Linked DNA regions of Homo sapiens: regions 2 and 3 are each linked to region 1. A link is an interaction called in ENCODE POLR2A ChIA-PET data of the cell type or tissue named here. Cell type or tissue: PC-9. All regions are shown on one strand. Region 1 overlaps ARHGAP12 (Rho GTPase activating protein 12). Region 2 overlaps ARHGAP12 (Rho GTPase activating protein 12). Region 3 overlaps LOC107984219 (a long non-coding RNA gene).

Evidence for each region. ChIA-PET counts read pairs that join two places held together with the same protein. Peaks named below come from ENCODE experiments on the same cell type or tissue, not always from the same donor. Only the 100,000 strongest peaks of a DNase experiment are listed, where the experiment ranks them.
Region 2: POLR2A ChIA-PET joins it to region 1 with 5 read pairs; 6 of 35 experiments call an interaction of 5 or more read pairs at or near these places.
Region 3: POLR2A ChIA-PET joins it to region 1 with 5 read pairs; 7 of 35 experiments call an interaction of 5 or more read pairs at or near these places.

Annotation. Positions count from the first base shown.
Region 1 is chr10:31,910,090-31,918,089 of GRCh38, forward strand. It overlaps ARHGAP12 (Rho GTPase activating protein 12), which reads right to left. Exons shown (of 20, transcript NM_018287.7): 2 at 436-474. It also overlaps the pseudogene HMGB1P7. Among named protein-coding and RNA genes, the nearest start is that of ARHGAP12, 15 kb to the right of the region's middle. In PC-9, no CTCF peak of the experiment used is centred here; a DNase peak (open chromatin) is centred at 3,582; H3K27ac peaks cover 1,078 bases.
Region 2 is chr10:31,839,553-31,847,552 of GRCh38, forward strand. ARHGAP12 (Rho GTPase activating protein 12) reads right to left here. Exons shown (of 20, transcript NM_018287.7): 7 at 3,909-4,034; 8 at 85-159. Among named protein-coding and RNA genes, the nearest start is that of ARHGAP12, 85 kb to the right of the region's middle. In PC-9, no CTCF peak of the experiment used is centred here; no DNase peak of the experiment used is centred here.
Region 3 is chr10:31,958,910-31,966,909 of GRCh38, forward strand. All of the region lies in intron 2 of LOC107984219 (a long non-coding RNA gene), which reads left to right. Among named protein-coding and RNA genes, the nearest start is that of ARHGAP12, 34 kb to the left of the region's middle. In PC-9, no CTCF peak of the experiment used is centred here; DNase peaks (open chromatin) are centred at 92, 3,012, 4,052 and 4,862; H3K4me3 peaks cover 1,874 bases; H3K27ac peaks cover 5,171 bases.

The sequences.
Region 1 (8,000 bases):
GCACGGCCCTGCCAAAACTGATTTTGGACTTCTAGCCTCCAGACCAGTGAGAGAATAAAAATAACTGTCTGCTGTTTAAGCACTCCAGTTTGTAGTATTTGTCACAGCAGCCCTAGGAAACTAATACATTCAACCCAATGCTCAAGGATCCTAAGGCAAACTGAGATTTACCAAAAATGTGCAAACCCAAGGTTCCATAACAACCTACTAATTTTCTATAGCAAACAAGTACTGAGCATATTATTCTACACTACAGGTGTAGTAACCATCATTCTCCTGAGGATAACAATCTTCTCTATGACAGATAACGCCTATAAGGCCAGGTGGTAAGTCAATTAGTCACTGATACAATTTTGTTAACTGAAATTTACTTTCTAGACAAACTACTTGACTAACAAATTTAATACAACACATTTTCAAAAAATAAAAAATTACCTTAGAACAAGGAGATCTACACCAGTATCACATTTAAACCTGTAAAAAAATAAATAAGTTCATTAACTCAAACCAAGATCGCTGAAGACTAAGAATATAATGTTGCTTACATTTTTAAAAGCAAAACTTTTTTTATAATAGCTATAAGGAATCAGGAAAGTTTTATACATCAAGATTGTGGTCAGCACCGCCCTCCAAATACATGCAAACACAACCACCAACAGCCACTGAGGCTGGCTTTACCACTGCCCTCTCCCACTGTACTTCCACACTGTCTCAAACTTCATTTTGTCCCTTATTTTTAATTCTGACAAGCATCTTTCTAAACTTCTGATTATACAACAAACATCTCTTCTATTATAAAACTGTGAGGATGAAATAACTGTTTTTCAAGTTTATGTATTGAATGGGTAAAGAGAATAAAAACGTATGTTAAAAGTTATTAGGTGTCCTAACACATTTGTCCCCTGATTACTTCCTAATTATTTTATTTATTTTTTTATCTTATTTATTTATTTTTTGAGACAGAGTCTCTGTTGCCCAGGCTGGAGTACAGTGGCACGATCTTGGCTCACTGCAGGCTCTGCCTCCCAGGTTGAAGCAATTCTCCTGCCTCAGCCTTCCAAGTAGCTGGGATTACAGGCATGAGCCACCATGCCCAGCTAATTTTTGCATTTTTATTAGAGATGGGGTTTTGCCATGTTGGCCAGGCTGGTCTCGAACTCCTGACCTCAGGTGATCCGCCTGCCTCAGCCTCCCAAAGTGAGGGGATTATAGGCATGAGCCACCGCACCTGGCTATTTACTTTCGAGACACAGTCTCACTCTGTCACGGAGGCTGGAGTGCAGCTGTACAATTTGGGTCACTGCAACCTCCACCTCCTGGGCTCAAGCAATTTTCCCACTTCAGCCTCCCGAGTAGCGGGAACTGCAGTTGCACACCACCACACTCTGCTAATTTTTGTATTTTTTTAGAGATGAGGTTCCACCATGTTGCCCAGGTTGGTCTTAAACTCCTGGGCTCATGTGATCCACCCACCTCTGCCTCTCAAAGTGCTGGGGCTGCAGGCGCGACCACACCCAGCCTACTTACTAATCTTAAATAGGATAAAATACCTTAACAATGGAAAGATGTGGTGGCATAAGCTTAACCAAATGATCAAACTTAAGAGCACTAATGCGACCTGACAAGATATGCCTCCTATGTGATGCAATAAAACATACACAATGTCACCTACGTTATATTCTTGTCAAAAGCATGTTTCACCTTAAGCAATTATTAGAAAACAATCAAACAAATCCAGAATGTGAGACATTCTATTAGACAACAGACCTGAACTCTTCAAAAAAGTACTGTCAAGGGAGGGGGATTCTTCTAGACTAAAAAAGACTATTAATACATAATAACCAAATCTACTTGGTGGTCCAATAAATACCTCAAACTTATCATAACCAAAATGTATTCCCATCTCTACCCTACCCGAGCTCTGCCAAATATGCTCACCCCATGGTCTCTTCCATCACAGTAAACAGGAATTCTGACCTTTCAGACGCTCAGTCGTTACTTTCATGCATTACCAGAACGCTAGTCACTATGTGCTTTGATCATTTACCTATACAAATTTTTCACAACTTTTCAAAATTTTACCCTGAAATGCTTATCCTTAGGTGATTTTTTTTCCAGGAAAGTAATAAAATAACTTAAGAAATATCTTTGAAGATACAGAGATGAGCGAGGGAATATGCAGCTACTTTTCAAAAGGTTACAGCAGCTCAGACATACTATAGTTAGTTAGACATTTATCCCTAAGAATGGAGAAAAGAAGGATGAAGAATAACAAGTGAGCTGTACGGTTTCACACTAGTGGGAGAGGAATTGTGGGGCTGGGGACAACAATGAGTTAAAGGCCAGTCCACATTCAATCTCTTTCACTGCCAGGCTTTAGGACTACACCTTCCCCACAGTGACTACAAAGATAAGTATGAAGGAGGAGTTAGGGAGAAAGATAAAGCAAGTCGGTTTTACTATGTTCAACATGAGACATCCAATCTAGAGTTTTAGTTAAAGGCAATGAGAAGTAGGAGGGCAAAGGAGATGGATAAGTGGTCAAAAGGTATCTCTATAGAAAAGGTGGTTAGATACCAAGGCAGGTAAAATGAGCAAGAGTGGAGACAATGGGATAGAAAGTAAGAGCTGAGATAGATTTCTAGTCAATACCGGGGTGAAGGGTGGGGAAACAGGTTGGGAAGCTCCAAGAGAAACTATTAAAATTATAAACATGCAGAAAGCCACATAGCAGGAACTACATGTTACAATCCAAGGTCTAGGAAGAGCCACATAAAAATGAAAGAAAAAAACTTATTATAAATTATTCATTCAGAAACAATGAAAATATTAACCCCTTGTTAGACATATAGTTTACAAATATTTTCTCCCATTATATAGGTCATCTCTTCATTCTGTTGACTGTTTCCCTTGCCACGCAGAAGCGTCTCAGTTTGATATAATGCCATGTGTCGGCCGTACACTGAGCTCCACAGAAACAACGCCAGGGCAAGTGTGAGCCAGAAAGGCACTGAGCAACTCTATGCCTTGATGAGGAAAAATAACTGAACACGGGCAAAGATCCAAAGAAGTCAAGAGGCAAAAATGTCATTATACACATTATTTGTGCAAACTTGCCAGGAGGAGCACAGGAAGCACCCAGATGGTTCAGTCAGCTTCTAAGGGTCTTTCTAAGAAGCGCTCAAAGAGGTGGAAAACCACGTTTGCTAAAGAGAAGGGAAAATGTGAAGACAGGCAAAGATAACCCTGGCCCATTATGAAAGAGAAATGAAAGCCTACACCCCTCCTAAAGGGAAAACAAAATAGAAGTTCAAGGATCCCAATACACCCAACGGGCCTCCTTTGTTTGGCCTTTTTCTTGTTCTGTTCTGAGTATGGGCCAAAAATCAAAGGTAAACATCCTGGCCTATCCACTGGATATACTGTAAAGAAACTGGGAGAGCTGCAGGTGACAAGCAACCTTATGGAAAGATGGCTGTGAAGCTGAAGGAAAAATACAAAAAGGATATTGCTGCATACCAAGCTAAAGGAAAGCCTGATGCTGCAAAAAAAAAAAAACACGAGTCATCAAGGCTGAAAAAAAAAGCAAGAAAAAGAAGAAAGATGAGGAAAATGAAGAGAATGAGGAAGAAGAGGAAAATAAAGATAAACATGAAGATGATGACAAATCAGTTGGTTCTAGCAGGGTTTTTTTTTTTTTTGAAGAAAGAATTGAAATGTAAGGCTGTATAAGATTTGTTTTCAAACTGTACAGTGTCTTTTTTTGTACAGTTAATACACTACCAAACATGTCTTTAGATAGCCCTGTCCTGGTGGTATTTTCAATAGCCACTAACCTTCTTGGTATAGCACGGGGGTTGTAAAATGGCATGGAAATTTAAAGGTACTTGGTGCACAGCACAAATCAGTTACTTATGGAGATGGTAGTTTCTTCATCTTCAGTTGTTGTCTCTATGCAGCTTACATGAAATAATTGTTCTGTTAACTAAACTAAATACCACTCTGTAATTGCAAAAACAAAAGCTGCAGTTGTTTGTTAAAATTCTGAATGCTTCTAATACAATTTTTTATTAAGAAAATAATAATAATGCCATTTGCTATTTTTGCTTTCGTTGCCTGTGTTTTAGAGGTCATATCCAAAAGTCCTTGCCCAGACTAATGTCATGAAGCATTTCCCCTATGTTTTCTTTCTATAGTAGGTTCATAGTTTCAGGTTTTATATTTAATTCTCTAATTAAATATAAAATGACTGTTTTATATGGTGAGAGAGAATCTAGCTTCATTCCTCTGCATGTCGCTATACATCTGACAAGGGGCTAACATCCAAAAAGGATAAGGAATCAAATAACTCAATAGCAAAAAAAAAACAAATAATCCAATTTAACAATGGGCAAAAGCCCCAAATAAATGTTCTTCAAAAGAAGACACACAAAAAGCCAATAAGTGTAAGAAAAAAATGCTCAACATCACTAATCAGGGAAATGCAAATCAAACCCACAATGAGAAAGCACCTCACCCCAGTTAGAATGGCTATTATCAAAAAGGCAAAATATAAGCTGGCGAGAATGTGGAGAAAGGGGAACCTTTATATACTGTTGGTGTTAATGAAAATTAGTATTGCCATAATGGAAAACAATATGGAAGTTCCTCAAAACATTAAAAATGGAACTACTATATGATCCACCAATTCCACTACTGGGCATATATTCTAAGGAAATGAAATCAGTATGTGAAGAGATATCTGCACTCCCACATTTACTGCAGCAGTATTCGAAATAGGCAAGATATAGAATTAATCTAACTGTCCATTAAAGGATAAAGTGTATATACATACACACATACACACAACAGGATACTACTTAGCCATAAAAAAGAAGGCAATCCTGCCATTCGCAACAACATGAATGAACCCAGTGGACGTTACGTTGAATGAAATAAGCTAGGCACAGAAAGACAAACACCACATGGTCTCACTCACATGTGGAATCTAAAAATATTGATCTCTTAGAAGCTGAGGCCAGGCGCAGTGGCTCATGCCTGTAATCCCAGCACTTTGGGAGACCGGGGCGTGCAGATCACCTGAGGTCGGGGGTTCGAGACCAGCCTGACCAACATGGAGAAACTCCGTCTCTACTAAAAATACAAAATTAGCCAGGCGTGGTAGCGCATGCCTGTAATCTCAGCTACTTGGGAGGCTGAGGCAGGAGAATTGCTTGAACCCGGGAGGCGGAGGTCGTGGTGGGCCAAGATAGCGTCATTGCACTCCAGCCTGGGCAACAACAGTGAAACTCTGTCTCAAAAAAAAAAAAAAAAAGTTGAGAGTAAAATGGTGGTAACGAGAGGCTAAGGGCCTAGGGGAGAAATACTGAGATGTTGCTCAAAGGACATACAATCATAGTCAAATAGGAGGAATAAATTTCAAGAGATCTATTGTACAGCAAGGTGACTACAGTAAATGACAATATACTGTATTCTTGAAAACTGTAAAGAGAGTGGATGTGTGCTCTCACCACTAAAATGATAACTATGTGAGGTAATGCATTTGTAAATTAGCTAAATTTAGCCATTCCACTACGTATATATACTTCAAAAACTATATTGTACATAATAAAAAACATACAGTGTTATCAATTTTTTAAAAATGTGCTGAGAATGTGGAAATGGAATCATGAAATAATTTACGTTTAAAAAAATGAAACAAACTTCACAGAAAGGACAAAAATCAGATAAATTCTCTGAAAAAAATAATTAAAATGATTATGGGGTAGCACTAAAACTTTAGATCTAGGTAACAGTATCTACAAATGTGTGAATAATTAATGCTATTTTTACTTAAAAACATAAGCTGTATTAAAACAAACGTTTACAGTTTTAATTTTGGGTTGTTTCTTCCTCTGTTCCCCAGACCTGTAGATTCTGTTCTTAAGAGAAAGTTGAACGCTGTTTATCCTGTTTCTATAAAGTATTTTGGTTAAAAGTTTGCTCAATCAAATACAACGCTGTCCAAGCACAATACTCCTGGAACTGAAATGTATTCTATACTATACCCATCACCACACGCCTCCATCCATATTCATCCCAAACACTTACAACTACTAAGTACCCAACTCCCAGTATATACAAGGTCTGCATACCTACTGCCTGCTACACCCCGATGCTGCTCTTAGCAGTCTCAAAAACGCCCATACAAGCTTTTCATGCCTCTTACCAGTCTTCTTCCTCCTCCCTTTTTCCACGTTTCAACAACCACCACCCCCGACACACACGCCTGCTTATATATTTTACTTCTCTGCCCCCAAGTCAGATTCAAATTTCCTATCACGCTATTTTTTAATCTAAAAGCCTCCTCCTTTCTATCTGCCAATTTTTAAAATTTTCTTCCCATTTAAACTACCAAGAAGCCTACCAAAACTTAAACAGTTCAGCAAATGTTGTCTTTCTCCCCCAGGACATCCGTTTTAACCAACCAATCTGTTTAAGAGGTATATCAAAAAAAGTAAACAGGTAAACAAAACGTTAAAGAAACATAATGTATCTTTTTTTTGGAGATGGAGTCTCCCTCTGTCACGCAGGCTGGAGTGCAGTGGCGCCATCTTGGCTCACTGCAATCTCTGCCACCCGGGTTCAAGCGATTCTCCTGCCTCAGCCTCCCAAGCAGCTGGGACTACAGGTGCCCGCCACCACATCTAGCTAATTTTTGTAGTTTTAGTACAGATGGGGTTTCACCATGTTGGCCAGGCTGGTCTGGAATTCCTGACCTTGTGATCCGCCCGCCTTGGCCTCCCAAAGTGCTGGGATTACAGGTGTGAGCCACCACGCCCAGCCGAAACATAATGTATCTTAATTAGTGAGCTTACAATTTAAGTCCAATCCAGATACGTATAACCTATTTAGCAATGCTAATATTGTGAACTATAAAATGTTAATATAGCTTCAAACATATAAAATATTAAGAAACTTTTCCAGTTTAAGCACTGAACTTCGCATCAAATCCTCCGAGTATTTTTTAAAGTACTTGTTTAAAATTAATAATCCCAGGCCGGGCGCGATGGCTCACACCTGTTAATCCCAGCACTTTGGGGGGCTGAGGCGGGCAGATCATGAGGTCAGGAAATCGAGACCATGCTGGTTAACACGGTGAAACCTCGTCTCTACTAAAAATATAAAAATTAGCCAGGCGTGGTAGCACGTGCCTGTAATCCCAGCTACTCGGGAGACTGAGGCAGGAGAATATCTTGAACAGGAGGCAGAGGTTGCAGTGAGCCAAGATCGCACCACTGCACTCCAGCACTCCAACAGAGCAAGACTTAGTCTCAAAAAAATAAAAAAGAAAAGAAATCATTACCCTAGTCTTTATAAAAGTTCAATGAAACTTTCGATCTCCTAACAACTTATTCTAGAAGAAAAACATTCACTTCACAACACTACTGGCTACCCAGGTATCTTCTCCTCCCCAACCCATTCAGGTATTCTGAAACTATACACATTACTCTCTTAAAGAAAATCTTCTAAATATCACTTACATTCAATTACTTGCATGTGTTTACCAATCCCCCATGTTTTAAAAAGATATAATCCACAAAACAAAGGCAAATACATCTGTTAGTGCAGCAATTATTTAAGTCTGGCCACTGCAAAGTTCTAGTGTCAGACATCAGTAACTCACCCAAAAAAAGGAGAAAACACTCTATAATGTTTAAATTATGCCAGTTTACTTCAAATAAACATTGGGATATCAAGAGTCATGGTGGGCAAAGAACCTGACAGACATTTTTCAAAAGAAGATACAGACGGTTCCCAACTTGCAATGGTTCCAGTTACAATTTCCTGACTTTATGGTGGGTTTATTGGAATATCAAATACCTTTTTTTTTTTTCTTTTGAGAGATGGGGGTCTCATTCTGTCACTTAGGCTGGAGTGCAGTGGTACCATCATAGCTCACTGCAGCCTTAAACTCCTGGGTTCAAGAAATCTTCCTGTCTCAGCCTCCTGAGTAGCTA
Region 2 (8,000 bases), 71 kb before region 1:
ACATTACATTAAGAGTAAATTAACTTGCTAAAATTGATTGAAATAACTGGACTACATTATAAGATATGCTTCTATCATACTAACTGTATCTTGGTGCTTTGGTGAGGAGGGAGAAGACTCATTTTCAGGAAAGCAGGGTTTTGAGGCAGTTGGAGATTCCTACAAGAAATAAGTAATGAAAAAAGTTACTCTATTTTATATAATTATATTTCTGCCTCTACTCACAGTGGGAGAGCTTAGTAAGAGAGAATAACAAATTTTTTCCTCGTTATTTTCGTTCTATATTCAGCTCCAAGCTAATAAGGTAATGATTTTAAAACTACAAACGTTATTAAAAGTTTATAAAATATGGTGCTTTTTATAGCAATTACAGTTAAATTTAAATAATGCATATGGAATTACTCAAAAGAAATGATACAAGCTGCCTTAAAATCATGATGTTATATCAGTTTGAATTAACCATATTAAAATAAGTAAAACCTAAACACTTCTGGATAAATAAGTTATAATCATGATACTAACTTGCTCTTGGTATGGTAAGTATAAATACCCAGGATTAGGCAAGGTCACAGAAATACCTTAGCAAATGCCAGAATGAGAATTTAATTTTAGTCAAAAGCTATATAAGAAATTAAATTGCTATTAGTATTTAAGGTAATTTATAGAAAACTTTCCAAAAATTAGAAATAAGATATTTTAAATTCAAGAAAGAAACCTACGATTTAAATATTAATAACTCCCCAGAAAAAAAAATTTTAATGTCTAAGCCTACAAGAGTATCATAAGACCAAACCAATAACGTGTTTTTTTTTTAAGCAGTCTGCTTTGTCAATATTAAAACACAGAATATGATTTCTATTACAGATGTTGATAGGACTATTCATGGAGGGTAAGACTGAAAAACTTTTTTTTGGTAGCAGTAGCCCACCTCCACTTAAATTTTCTCCATTTCCTTAGATGTTTTGAATAATTTCAGAAAAAGAGAATTTTTTAAATCATACACCATTACCTATTATTAATTTGTTTCTATCAAACCAAAAAGTTCCTTTGAACATTCATCTCCACGTAGGTATCATTCTAGTTTTCTATGTCTATAAACCTGGAGAAGGTGCTGTCAACCAACCTGGGAATTTGTTTTAAGTAACACTTGCAAAAAAACTATTAACTCAACATTTACTGATTTGGAAAAATGTCTTCGGGTTTATATCCCACACAATTTGTAAATACAGAAACTAGTAGCAGTGAAAGTTTACATGGAAGCCCTTGAAGGGACAAGTTTATAAATCAAACAAGGTACTATTAATGGAGAAAATATTAAAATCACATTGAATAAAAAACTTCAAAAAAATTTAACTTAAGATCCAAATCTCACTTAAGTATTTTTTTCTGACAACTTCAGATCAATTTTTGATTCCTAAGACTGTCTGATAGTAAAACAGTATGAGAAAGATGGAAGATCTGATGATTCATAAAGTAGAAAATAAGTAACTGAATAAAATGATAATTATATTTTTCATAGCACATTCAGTCCCACAGAAATAAAAACCACAAATACAGTAATAACATATGTACAATTATAACTATTATAAACAAGAAATAATTTTACATGTATACATTTATCTATATTTAGATATATGCATATAAATATACACCTTATACATCTATGAATAGTTTTAGTAAAAACAGAAAAAAAAGGCAGAAACAGATGCATTCACACATACACACACAGACATACGGCTACCCTTCCAAGGTTATCTGTAAACTGAATTAGGACCTATGTCATCACAACAACATTTGCTATACAATAATAGATGGTCCTTGACTTATGATTGTTCAACTTTAAGGTGATGGGAAAGTGATAGGCATTCACTAGAAAACATACTTGAAATTTTGATCTTTTCCTGGGCTAACAATATTCAATATGACACTCTCTCATGATGCTGCACAGAGGCATCTAGCCCCAGCTTCCAGTCAGCCACCTGATTACCAGGGTAAACAGATTACAACGGTAAATAATTGATATTCTACAGTGTACCATGTTACTGAATGATTTTGCCCCACTGTAGGTTAATGTAAATGTTCAGAGCACATTTAAGGTAGGCTAGGCTAAGCCATGATGTACAGTGGGTTAGGTGTATTACATGCATTTCACCTTGTGGTATTTTCAATTAATGGTATTTTCAACTTATGTGGGTTTACTGGGATATAACCTCACCCTAAGTTGCAGAGCATCTGTATTAGGTTGCTGTGATTACAATTCAGGTTATACACACTTCATCCCTTATCACATATTAGCTAGTTTGTTCTGGTAGTCAGTCCCTTTTTCAAAACCTAAAATACTGCCTTATGTTAAGAAACTTATGCATCTGTTTGCAAAGGGTAAGGTAGAGGGTAAAAAAGACATTTCTACCAAAAATAAGTAAATCTCTAATCGCAAAAAAATCATATTCTTGCAACTCTGGGACAATGAGATGAAAGCATGCAAGTTATTTAAAGCAAGAGATTGAAAATTAATTTTAAAAAATGAATTGAGAGATTAAAAAGGAGTAAGATTGTTTGACATTTTATGATGTCGAAAAAAAGAAAAAGGAGTAAGAAATTTTAAGCATAAATTATCAAAATAATCATCCTATTTGTTCTGGTATGAAGAGGCGGTAGAGTTGGTTCAACAATGGTTTGACTTAGAACAGTATATATGGTATTTGGGAGATTCCTATTTATCCTGAATTGTAATCTGGTTCTTGGTTGAGTGAATTTTTCCTATTAGAAATCTCTAGGTATTTTTCTTACCTAGATTAATCTCAACACTAATATATTTTCAAGCATATCTTCAATAGCACAGACTCCAGAATGTCATTCCTTTAATGTGGTCTCTATATTCAACACAAGATCCTTACAAACTAGAAACTAGAAACTGGTCTGTTACTTTCGTTGTTTTCTATTAGTCCATCTTATACACATGTATGAAGGCTGTTTCTAACACTACACCTTTAAATTCAACAAAGACCAATTTTATAGTAACTTGTAGTACCAAAATATTATGCTTGTTATGACTGATAAATTGAGATTATTTATAAAGGAATTTAGGACTGAAAGTATCCAAACATAATGAAATATGCCATAGGGATAGTTAATTCTGTTTTCATGAACACACCTAAAAATTACAGAAAAACTGTTAGTCATGCTACAAGAAGCCTGATGATTTAAAAAACCTTTACATTTCAAAATCAATATACCTAATATTCTGCAAATTCATACTAAGTTCCCAACTTATCCCCAAAATGAAGCTACACTGTGAATAAGTAACCTCTAAAGAAGTGTTTAAAACATCCATTCTAATGTTTGCATTAAAATTTACCCGTTTTTGAAACAGAGGACATTACTCCTCAGACTGATAAAAGAAGTGCTTTCTGCAGAGAGCATTTAGAGAAACAAAGGGAATAGAATTCCAATATTACCTGGGATGAGGAAAATTAATTAAATGTCTTCCCTATGAAACCTCCTAGAGACTGAAGACAAAGGATAACAGAATGTGACTTTAAAATAAGGTAAGCAAGAAAAATCTGTCACCTACTGGGATCAAATGTATCAAGGTACACACATCAGTAAGCTACAGATAAGTCAGTCTATTGTGCAAAAACCAAAACCCTCAAAACCAAAACCTACTTCATGACAAACTGATGCTAAATACATAAAAATGTAGTCACTAAAGTATGCAATTTGGTAAAAGAAACAATAATGTAGTAACATTTCAACATACATGCAGATCAAAAGCTTAAATTAGTTCAAAAGAAATCAAATGTTTTAGCAAAGAATATTTACTAAATACATAAAATATTAGTACGAATAGTTACAATTCACTGTACAATATAATGCAAAGAACTTGCCAAAAATCTCAACAGTCCTACCTTATCATTAGTGTCCAATACAATGGTGCTATGTCTCCACTTTGTTAATACTATTGGTTCTTGCAGCCGCCTGTCCAGGCTCCTACTTTTAATTATTTCTCTTTGCTGCTGGGATGAAGCATTATACTAAAACAAAACAAAGCAAAAAACACAAAAAACAGTTCATAAACAATAGAAATGAAAGTGGAATCTAAACATCTTGGCTCCAAATGACAAAGACTGTTAGGCGAAGTTCATTATATGACATCTCCACAAATTTTCCAGCCTCAGTTTTCTCATCTTTAACCAGAACTGTGGCACAATTGAGAAGATCACAGACTCTGGTGTTACACAGACCAAGGTAGTGTTATCTTTGGTAAAATATTTAATCTCCCTCAGTCTAAGTTTTGTCAACTGTAAAGTGGATATAACAGAAATATCTCATTCACGGAGTTGCTATAAAGATCAAAGTATTAAAGAAGAAAGTATTAAAAGAGTAGTATATTATCAATAAATATTAACTATCATAATTTATAAAGTAAAATCAGACAAATTATTTTTTCTACTTCTATCTCTTCTACTAAAATCAAAAATAAGCATTATTTTAAAAACCTAAACCAAAAATTAAATTCAAAATGAACTAGTAAGTTCTTTACATGTTCTGGATTCTAAACCTTTCTAGGCTATGTGAGTTGAAGATATCTTTTCCTAGTTTGTAGCCCATCTTCTCCCCTTTGATTACATCTTCTACAAAGAGAAGGTGTTTTGTTTAATTTTAATTCAGTCATATCTGTCAATCTTTCCTTTTATAGTAGGCTTCTGAGTCTTGTTCAAGAAATCTTTCCTACTCTGCAGACAAAGATATTCTTTGATATATCTTTCCACAGTCTTTAAAGTTTTACTTGTTATATTTATGTCTTTAATCTAACTGAAATTAATCATTGAGCATGAAGTGAGGTCAAGATCTACATTTATTTTCATTTTTATCATGTGAAAACCAATAATCTTAGTAACATTCTTACTTAGTCCATGCTTACCCCATTGATTTGTTTTCTTTTTAGTTGTTGTTGCAGCATCTCAGATGACACAAACCAATGCTTGTTTGTTTGTTGAGACAGGGTCCCTCTCTGGTCACCCAGGCTGGAGCGCAGTGGCATGATCAGAGCTCACTGCAACCTTGAACTTCTGGGCTCAAGAGATGTTCCTGTCCCAGCCATTTGAGTAGCTGGGACTACAAGTACATGCCAGCACACTTGGCTTTTTTTTTTTTTTTTTGTAGAGCCAAAGTCTCCCTAACCCCATTGATTTGTAATGCCATGTCTGAGTTTTATACATGTGCCCTTACTATTCCAACTTAATTACCATAGCAGGAACTCTATCTCTCCTGTTCCCTACCCACCAACGACTCCCTATTCAGGAATATTTTGACTCTTTATGGATATCTGTTTGCAAATATAAATTTTAGGTTCCATTCCCCAAAAAAGTGAGGGAAGGGATATTAAATGGAAATGCATTGGACTTGTAGATTAATTTGGACATTGTTATAAAATTCAGCCTCCCAATCCAAGATCATGATGGTATGCTACACTATTTATTTGGGTCTTCCTTTATTCTGCTCTGAAAATTTCTTTATTAAAATCTTACAGACCTTTAATAAACATGTTCTTAGTTACAACTCTTGTTGCTACTGCTGCTAATGTAAATAGTATCTTCACTGCAATCACATTTTCAAACTCACTTTTTACTAGACAAATGGGTAGTTTCATGTTAATTTCATATCCAGCAACTTTGCTGAACTCTCATCAGTTTTAAGTTTATAGGTTCTCTTGGGATTTTCTAATAATAACAATAATTTAAAAAAACAATTGCATCTCTTCCTTTTTAATTCCATTATTTCTTTCCTTTTCTTAATTGTTGAATAGAAGCGTGATAGAAATGTTCTAGTCTAGTTCCTAACTCTAATGGGAAAGCTTCTGTAATCTCACCGTGAAGTATGAGATTTACTGCAGATTATTTAATAGATAAACTTTAGCATAATGTGTCATTGTAAGAAAGTGATTTTCATCTGGGCTCGGTGGCTCACGCCTGTAATCCCAACACTTTGGGAGGCTGAGATGGGTGGATCACCTGAGGTCAGGAATTTGAGACCAGCCTGGCCAACATGGTAAAAGCCTGTCTCTACTAAAAATACAAAAATTAGCCAGGTTTGGTGGTGCATTGCTATAGGCCTAGCTACTCAAAAGGCTGAGGCACAAGAATAGCTTGAATCTGGGAGGTGGAAGCTGCAGCGAACCGAAATTTCACCACTGCACTCCAGCTTGGGCGACAGAGTGATAGTCTGTCTCAAAAAAATAAAGAAAGAAAGAATAGTGATTTCCTTACAGAAGCATATTCTTGGATCACAGTGATTTAATATCCATTTTGCAAATCTTTTAACAGGTGTGTTTAGAGCATTTACATTTAATGTGATTATTTATAATGTTAGGATTTAAGTCTGGCATTTTATCATTAATTGTCTGTTTCTCCTTTCCTACCGTCCTGTGGGCTACTTGAGCAATTTTTACTATTATATTTTAATATATCTACAGTTTCTTGAGCCTCTCGTTATACTTTTTTAGTGCTTGCTCTAGGGATTACAATATACATAATTTATCAGTCTACTAGTATCAACATTTTACTACTTCAAGTGGAATAATAGAAACCCTACCAAAAATTACATCCCTTTACTCACTCACTCTTTATGAAACAGTTGTCTTAAATATCACTACTGTATATCAGGACTACTTCAGGAATGTTATAATTTTTGTTTCAAATGTCAAAGACAATTTTAAACACCCAGGACAAAAGTCTCCTCAGATATTCACCCTTTCTGTTGTTCTTTATTCATTCCTGATATTGCAAGTTTTCTTATCACTTCCCTTCTGTTTGAAAGACTTCCTACAGCAACTCTTTGAAAGCAAGACTGCTAGGGATAAATCTCTTAGTTTAGTTTCATTCTGAAAATGTCCTTATATTACTTTTATTCCTGAAGGATATTTTTGCTGGGTGCAGAAGGGTTCACAGTTCTTTTCTTCTAGCATTTGAAAAATGTTATGCCACTTCTTTCTGGCTTCCATGGCTTCTGATAAGGCACTCACTTCATTCAAATTATTATCCTAAAGGTAAAGTGTTGTTTCACTGAAGGGCTTTCAAGACTTTATCAGGGGGAGGGAGGGTCTTTAGTTTTCAGAAATTTTGAATACAATGAGCCTGGATATGGATTTCTTTGGGTTTACCTTATCTGGTGTTTATTCAGCTTCTTGAGTCTGTTGGTTTGTCTTTTGCCAAATTGGGGGCATTTTCAAACTACTTCTTCAAAGTATCTTTCTGCCTCACACTCTTTCCTTTCTCCTTCTGGAACTCCAATGAAAGGAAGGTTAGCTCTTTCGTATTTTCCCACAGGTCTCTGAGGCACTGTTCATTTTTTTTTTTTTTTTTTTTTTTGGAAATCTATTGTCTCTCCATTGTTCAGACTAAATAATTTCTACTAACCTATCTTCAAGATCATAGATTCTCTTCTCTTTTACCTCCATTCCATTATTGAGCCATCCAGTACTTGATTTTTGGCTCTAGGATTTCCCTTTGGTTTTTCTGTATATCTTCTATTTCTTTGCTGAGACTTCCAACCTCTTCACTTATCTCAAGTGTGTTTATAATTGCTTGCTGTAGCACTTTTATGACAGCTGACTTAAAATCCTATGAGATAATTCATTCATCCCTGTCATCTTGGTGTGTCACCAACCTACTGATTGTCTTTTCTCATTCAAGTTCAGATTTTCCTGGTTCTTGCTATGACAAGTAATTCTAGGTCATATTTGGATGTTTTGAGTACTATAAGACTTTGGTTTCTATTTAAACATATTTTAGCAGGTTGTGAACCCCAGCCTGCTTTTATGGCCCATAGTTCAAATGTCAATTTCATTTTAAAAATCTTTTAATTGCTGTTCTGATCTGCCCTGTTTGTGTGCTACCCAGAGGCCAGTCTGAAACCTGGGCAGTACTCCCCACCATGTTTCAGTTCTCAAAGATTTTGCTATGTTAATTCTGGTTGTTTTCATGCATAGGCCACTGGGA
Region 3 (8,000 bases), 49 kb after region 1:
TCTCTTCTTTTTAACATTCCTTACCAGAAATACCTTTTCACCTTTATAACTTTTGTATTAGACAAGTAATTTTCCATCTTTTAGGAAACTATGATTTGTACTGCATGTTGCTATGAGTCGTGTGAAGGGGGAGCAAATACAGAGGTTATCTACATACTGTAGAAGTTATTCTTTCTCAAGAGATTGCTCAGTTAGATTTCTTCCTAGGGCGTGTCCAAAGAAGTGTGGGCTATTTCTAAACCCCTGAGGTAGGACTGTCCAGGTTGAAGTTATTGGTTAAAGCTTTAGTTAGCTTTACCAGAAGAAATAGAGCTATTAGAGAAAGATGAATTCAGAGGTCAGGTAAATATTAAGTAAGCACCATCTTGGAAAGTATATTTTTGCCTCAGTGAGGTGTGGGGTGGGAAACATTAGACATTACCAGGGACTGGTGGGAGAATGGTAATTGGTTCTTTAAGTAATATGAAGGGTATGAATCTTTTCTTTTGGAGGGAGGAGGTGCCATTTGTCCCCATTACCCAACAGGATTTGGAGGAGAGTTGCTCAGAGAAGGAGATTAGCACAGAGTAGGCAGCTCTTGAACCCAAAAGGGAAATTTATAATTGTACTTGCCATCTCAAGAGTTGCCCTTGGCTTTGTTCTGTTGATGACTATGTCTGATTTGGAAGCCAGCCAGAGGAAAGAGCCCCTTCAGCTCAAGGCCATCAAGGTTTGCGATCCTGTCCCAAGGCCCTTTGGCCCTCAGGGCAGTCCCATTACACTGGCTGAGCATGTGGCAGAGGGGGCATGCCATGTGCAGCTTTTTCCCATTTGTCCCATTGGGCAGTTTGCCTTCCAGTGGCCTAGCTCCCTGTGATAATGGTAGTAACCTGGAGGGAGCTGGAAGAGCTTGTAAAGCAACCAATAGTTGAGCCTGCCTCTGATCCCTGCATTTCTCCTTTGCCTTAGCCCTCTTCTCCTTATTCTACTCTCAGTTATAAAAGACTGAGAAGGCTAATCTGAGGACCTTCTGCACAAGGTCACTAGTTCCAAGGCTAACTTTTGTAATTTCCTCCCAGTTCATTTTTAGACCCTCCTGCACAGGGTCACTGGTTCGAAGGCTGACTTTTGCAATTTCCTCCCAGTTCCTTTTTAGGCCAAACAGTATTACAAAGGAAAACTAGTTTTTTGTGTCAAGGTTGGTGGGAATCAAACTTTTCCCAGTTTGGGGGATGCATCCAAGGGGTGTGTCTTCTGGTATGGAGATGCAATTACCCGTTTGTGAAGAGAGAACAGAGGAGAAAAAAAGGGAAAGAGGAAAAAGAAGGCTTTTCGTCTACTTTCCTATTATCCTGAATGAGGCATCCCACGTGGTCCTTAGGGTTCCAGAATGAACCGGTCCTACCAAGTAGCCTTGGTTCCATCTTGTCACAATTACCTACTTGAGAAGAGAGGAGATACTAGAGTGAACCGTGGGCCCCCTGTTCATCCTTGGGGTTCTGGAATAACCGATCTTGCCATGTAACCCTAACCTTGCTTTCATCTCTGTTCTAACAGTAATCTGTTAGCCTGGGACCAACCTTCATCTCTGTCCTATGGGGCTCTTGCCCCTGCAGCCTTTGGCTCACCTATGTCCTTGTCTCCATGACCTTACAGTGACTCGCATTTGGAGCATTCTAGCAAAAAATGTGATTTTCTCTTTTCTCAGATTCCCATTTCCCATGTTCTTCCCTCCCGACTCCCTTTTAAATATGACCTTGAAGCACGTTGAGAAGGGTGTAGAAGTAATTAGAGAATGGAAGCTACAGGAGGAAGTGAGAGGAATACTCATGGAAAGCCTTCATATGCTTGCAAAAATAGCAGCCCTAACATTTATTTGCCCTCCTGTTTTGTTTTTTGTTTTGTTTTGTTTTGAGACAGAGTCTTGCTCTGTCGCCCAGACTGGAGTGCAGTGGTGTGATCTTGGCTCACTGCAACCTCCGCCTCCCGGGTTCAAGCAGTTCTTCTGCCTCAGCCTCCCAAATAGCTGGAATTACAGGTGTGCACCACTACACATGGCTAATTTTTGTATTTTTAGTAGAGACAGGGTTTCACCATGTTGGCCAGGCTGGTCCCGAACTCCTGACCTCGTGATCTGCCAGCCTCAGCCTCCCAAAGTGCTGGGATTACAGGTGTGAGCCACCGCGCCTGGCCCCATTTATTTGCCCTCTTGATGTAAAGTAGTAATCTCCGGAGGACTTGGGGCTTGGGGTAAGAACTTGCAAATGGCAAAGGAAGAATATCTTTTCCTCTCAGTGGAGTGCTAACTCAAAAAAGCCAATAGGTGGGATCCTTAAAGCGTCAGAGTGAGGCCCTATGCAGGTGGACAGACTACTTCAAAACCCACTGGAAAACTTGGCCCTGGGACATAACAGGAACAAAAAGCATGTGGTAAGTCAAGGAGCTGGCAGAGCTGGAGTTCCAATTAATGTCTGTCCTGGCCATGTGCCAGCAGACAGGGAAAGGGTTAGAGTCGTGGAAGCTGGTAGGGTAAGAACAAGTATAAATCTCGGGATATCTGCAAGGGAGCTCGTGTCTTTGCTGCCATGCAAACACAGTAAAAGCCACGGGCACACAAATAACAGGGAGTGTGTGTTTAAGAAGTCATGTGGCATGTGAAGTGAAAGCAAAGAGGCAGACTTGCCCCCAAGGCAGATGGTCCAGCAGGTGCACAAGGCCATTTCAAAACACACACACACATAAAAAAAAGAAGAATAGGCAGTGAGGGTTCTTAGTAAATTTTAGCTGAAAAAGAAGAAGAAACCTGACATTGTACAGTTTTAGGCTTTAGCCCTACCACTCTTGTGAGCCCCTTGTCCAGGAAAGCCATTAGTGCCTCAGCGTGAACCTCAAGGTACTTCCCACCCCTGTGAGCCACCAATCAGGGTGAGCTGAGCAATCAGCCCAGGGGAACAGAGTCACATATGGCCAAGAGGAATTGTTCTGGGGTTTGGTTAGTAAGCACGAGAGAAAAAGGAAGAAGAAAATTGTGTACGGAGGTTGAATGCCTCCAGGCAGAGAAGGCAGGGCATAGAGATGTCTTACCACAAGGGAACGTATCTGAGTCATGCAGCATCAAAGTATGTGAGCAGTGGAAGTTATCAGAATCAATTGGCACCAAAATATGTTAGTAGCAGAATGTATCCCAGTCATGGCACCAAATCGTGTTACTGGCGGCAAATCCTTATGGGTCTGCAGCAGCCTCAGTTCTTGCCTCCTCAGAAGAAAGAATTATAATTTTTTTTTTTTTTTTTTTTTTTTAGATAGAGTTTTGCTCTGTCACCCAGGCTGTAGTGCAGTGGCATGATCTTGGCTCCCTGCAACCTCTGCCTCCCAGGTTCAAGCGATTCTCCTGCCTCAGCCTCCCAAGTAGCTGAGATTACAGGCACCCATCACCATGCCTAGCTAATTTTTGTATTTTTAATAGAGACAGGCTTTCACCATGTTGGCCAGGCTGGTCTCAAACTCCTGACCTCGGGTGATCCACCTGCCTTGGCCTCCCAAAGTGCTGGGATTACAGACGTGAACCACCACACCCGGCCAAAAGAAAGGATTTGACTGAGGGGCAGAAGGCAGAAGGAGAGACTGGGGCAAGTTTTAGAGCAGGAGTGAAAGTTTATGAAAAAGCTTTAGAGCAGGAACAAAAGGAAGGAAATACACTTGAAAGAGGGCCAAGCAGGCAACTTGAAAGACAAGTACACAGTTTGACCTTTTGACTTGGGGTTTTATACATTGGTGTACTTTTGGGGTCTTACGTTCCTTTTCCCCTTATTCTTCCCTTGGGGTGGGCTGTCCACATGTGCAGTGGCCTGCAAGCACTTGGGAAATGAGCATGTGCAGTGTGTAGTGGAGTTGTACACATGCTCACTTGAGACATTCTTCCCTTACTAGTGGAATGTCCCTGGAAAGTCATATACCAGTTCATCTCTGATATTTTGCCTCTTAATATGCATGCTTGAGCCCACCCACTGAACTCCTGAGATCTTATTGGGAATCTGCTGATCACCAGTTTCAAGTGTTTCTATCTATTGGGAGACTGCCTTTCCCTGGTGCTCGCTGTGACCAATTACTATTTTAGAGAGACAGTGTGACAACTGCCTCCCAACACCTGATAGTCACCTGACATTCCTATCAGGGGAGTGCCCTCTCCTGCTCTGCTCATGCCTCACTAGCTATGTACTGTAACAGTATGTCAGGGGCCTTTGGTGGGACTCTGAGACTTGCTAGCTTCAGGTAAACCTCAGCACATTCCTAGCTGTGATGGCTATGAGATGAGACTCCTTCTGCTTTAGAGAAGCAGAGGGGAAAGTAAAGAGGACTTTGTCTTGCACCTTAGGTACCAGGTTGGCCGCAGAGGGATAGAGCAACAAGCAGGCTCTTGGAGTCCCTGATTCCAGAACTTGCCTCTTGGACAGCATTTCTGGACCTGCCTGGGGCCAGACGGGAGTTCACTGGTCTGAAGGGTGAGTCCCAGGCCAGGCAGCATTCACCATATGCTGATTGAAGAGCCCTTGAACCATAAGGGAACATCAGCAGTAGTCTGGCAGTACTCCTTGTGGGCCTGTGGTGGCACTGGCCGTGGGGTGAGGCTCCTCTCCTATTGGAAAGGGGAGGGAAGAGTGGGAAGGACTGCATCTTGTGGTTTGAGTGTCAGTTCAGTTGCAATACAGTAGAACACCAGGTAGACTTCTGAGGTTTTTGACTCTACTCCTTAGCTCCTGGATGGCATCTAGACCTGCCTGGGGACTGGGGGAACTTGCCACTCTGAAGGGAGAGACACAGGCCTGGCTGGCTTTCCCACATGCTGATTGTAGAGCCCCAGGCTGTGAGTGAACATAGGCCATAGCCACGGAATGGTTACAGCAGGCCTTAGGAAAGACTCAGTGCTGTGCTGGCTTTAGCTCTAATCCAGCACAGTCATACCTGATGGCCACAGAGGTGCTTGTATTAGTCCACCCCAAGCTTCAGATGGCTCAGAATAGAGAGACACTCTGCTTGTCTGGGAGAAAGTAAAGGGAGAGAACAAGAGTCTCTGCCTGGTAAATCTTATCCAAGAACATCAGGTAGTAACTCTACAAGTCTGCAAGAATCATAGTGTTACTGAACTTATATTGTCCCTAAAGCAGATACAGCTTAGATCACAGCACCCAAGTTCTTTCAATTATCTGGAAAGCCTTCCCAAGAAGCACGGGTACAAACAAGCTCAGACAGTGAAGACTGCAATAAATACCTAATTCTGCAATGCCCAGACACAAACAAACATCTGAAAGTATTAAGACAATCCAGGAAAATAGGCCCTCACCAAGTGAATGAAATAAGACACCAGGGGCCAATCCTGGAGAAACAGATATATGACCTTCCAGACAAAGAATTCAAAATAACTGTTTTGAGGAAACTCAAAGAAATTCAAGGTAACCCAGAGAAGGGATTCAGAATTCTATCAGATTAATTTAACAAAGAGATTGAGATAATTTAAAAGACTCAAGCAGAAATTCTGGAGCTGGGCCACGTGTGGTGGCTCATGCCTATAATCCCAGCACTTTGGGAGGCCAAGGCGGGCAGATCACTTTAGCCCAGGAGTTTGAGACCAGTCTGGGCAACGGGGTGAAACCCTGTCTCTACTAAAAATACAAAAATTAGCCAGGTATGGTGGCGGATGCCTGTAATCCTGGATACTCAGAAGGCTGAGGCGGGAAATTGCTTGAACCTGGTAGGCGGAGTTTGCAGTGAGCCGAGATTGCGCCACTGCACCCCAGCCTGGGCGACAGAGTAAATCCAGGATTTCCTCTCCAAGCAGTGAGTAAATGTCATCTATGTAAGTACTCGTTATTCCTGTTGTTGACTTGATTTACACAGAAAAAAAAATCGTACCTGAAAAATACATTTAAGATGAATTTGTAACTTGAGGAATAATATTGAGAATTTATTAAAGCTTTTAGCCCAATGTCTGTGTTTTTGATCTAGCTATTGTTTTACAATCATATAATCTTATGCACATGGACCCTGGAGCCAGACTGTGGCTCTTATCTAAATTTTACCACTTATTAGCTGAATGTCCTTGAGCAAGTTATGCAACCTCTCTGGCCACAGCTCCTCATCTTTAAAATAGAAATAATAAAATTACCTATCTTATAGGGTTGTTTGAGGATTAAATAATTTGTTTTGAACAGTGCCTGGCAGAGAGTAAATGCTATCTATGTAAGTAATCATTATTCCTGTTGACTTGATTTACATAGAAAAAAAATTGTACCTGAAAAATAAATTTAAAATTGATTTTTAACTTGAGGAAAAATATTGAGAATTTATTAAAGTCACTGTTGTTCTTTTCTCAAGAATTCTTGGGCTGGGCATGATGGTACACACCTATAATCCCAACACTTTGAGAGGCCAAGACAGGCGGATCACTTGAGACTAGGAGTTCAAGATCCCCCTGGGCAACATAGTGAGACCCCGTCTCTGCAAAAAACATTTTTTTTAATTAGCTGTGCATGATAGCATGTGCTTGTAATCCTAGCTACTCAGGAGGCTGAGGTAGGAGGGTCACTTGGGCCCAGGAGTTTGAGGCTGCAGTGAGCTAGGATTGCACCAATGTTGTCCAGCCTGGGTGACAGAGTGAGACCTTGTCTCTAAAAATTAAAATTAAAAATTAGAAACATTTTAAAAAGAATTCTTGTCCAGGCACGGTGGCTCACGCCTGTAATCCCAGCACTTTGGGAGGCCGAGGTGGGCAGATCACGAGGTCAGGAGATCGAGACCATCCTGGCTAACATGATGAAACCCCATCTCTACTAAAAATACAAAAATTAGCCAGGCGTGGTGGCGGGCATCTGTAGCCCCAGCTACTCGGGAGGCTGAGGCAGGAGAATGGCGTGAACCCGGGAGGCGGAGCTTGCAGTGAGCTGAGATCGTGCCACTGCACTCCAGCCTGGGAGACAGAGTGAGACTCCATCTCAAAAAAAAAAAATTCTTTATTTTTCTATTCATAGTTATAGAGAAGAATATTAGCATTAATAAAATAGTGAGACAGCTGTGTCTCCTCAATTATATTTTATATAATCTTATCTTGAAATTTGCTTACTTTGCTTAGTATATTTCAGTGGAATTAATTAGCCAAAAATCATATATGGCAAGGAAGAAGAAGGATGGATTATCTGATGTGAAAAACTGGTTGCAAATTGGTAAATGTGAATAACAACTGTCAGCCGGGTGTGGTGGTGCATCCCTGTAGTCCCACGACTCAGGAGGTTGAGGATCACTTGAGCCCAGGAGTTCAAGTCCAGCTTGAGCAACATAGTGAGACCCCTGTCTCTAAATAAATAAATAACTATCGTTAGCATTCGTTGGGTGTTTTCTGAGTGTGAGTTGCTGTTCTAAGCACTTTACTTGTGGTAATTCTTTCTAATCTGACAACACATCTAGGTGTACATATTCATATTATCTCCATTTTGCAGATGAAGAAATGGAGGCCCTAATAGATAAACCACTTGCCCAAGATCATAAAACTTGTCATCAGCAGAGCCAGAAGAGTCCCTATGGTGATTATTGAGAATTAATGCTGCATGGTTAAGAAAATGAGAAAATAAGAATTAATTTTTAAGGAATCAATTTGAAGGAATTTAAATGTAATCATTTTAATCACTAGGATATTGGTGCCAGTTTGATTTCAGATGGTGTTTTTCTTAAAATTGAAGTAGATAAATAACAGGCTGAATAAAATGAATGGAAGACCATTTCAAAGGGGGTGTTTTTTACATAGTATTAGTGGTTCTTTTTTTCCAGAAATCAGTTAATATCAAGATAACCAGCCATTTTTCTGCAAATTGCATTTTCTGCACATTCCTACTTATTTTTTTTTTTTTTTACAGTCTTGCTTTGTCACCTATGCTAGAGTGCAGCAGTCCAATCATAGCTCACTGCAGCCTCATGTTCATGGGCTTAAGCAATCCTCTTGCCTCAGCCTCCCGAGTAGCTGAGACTACCAG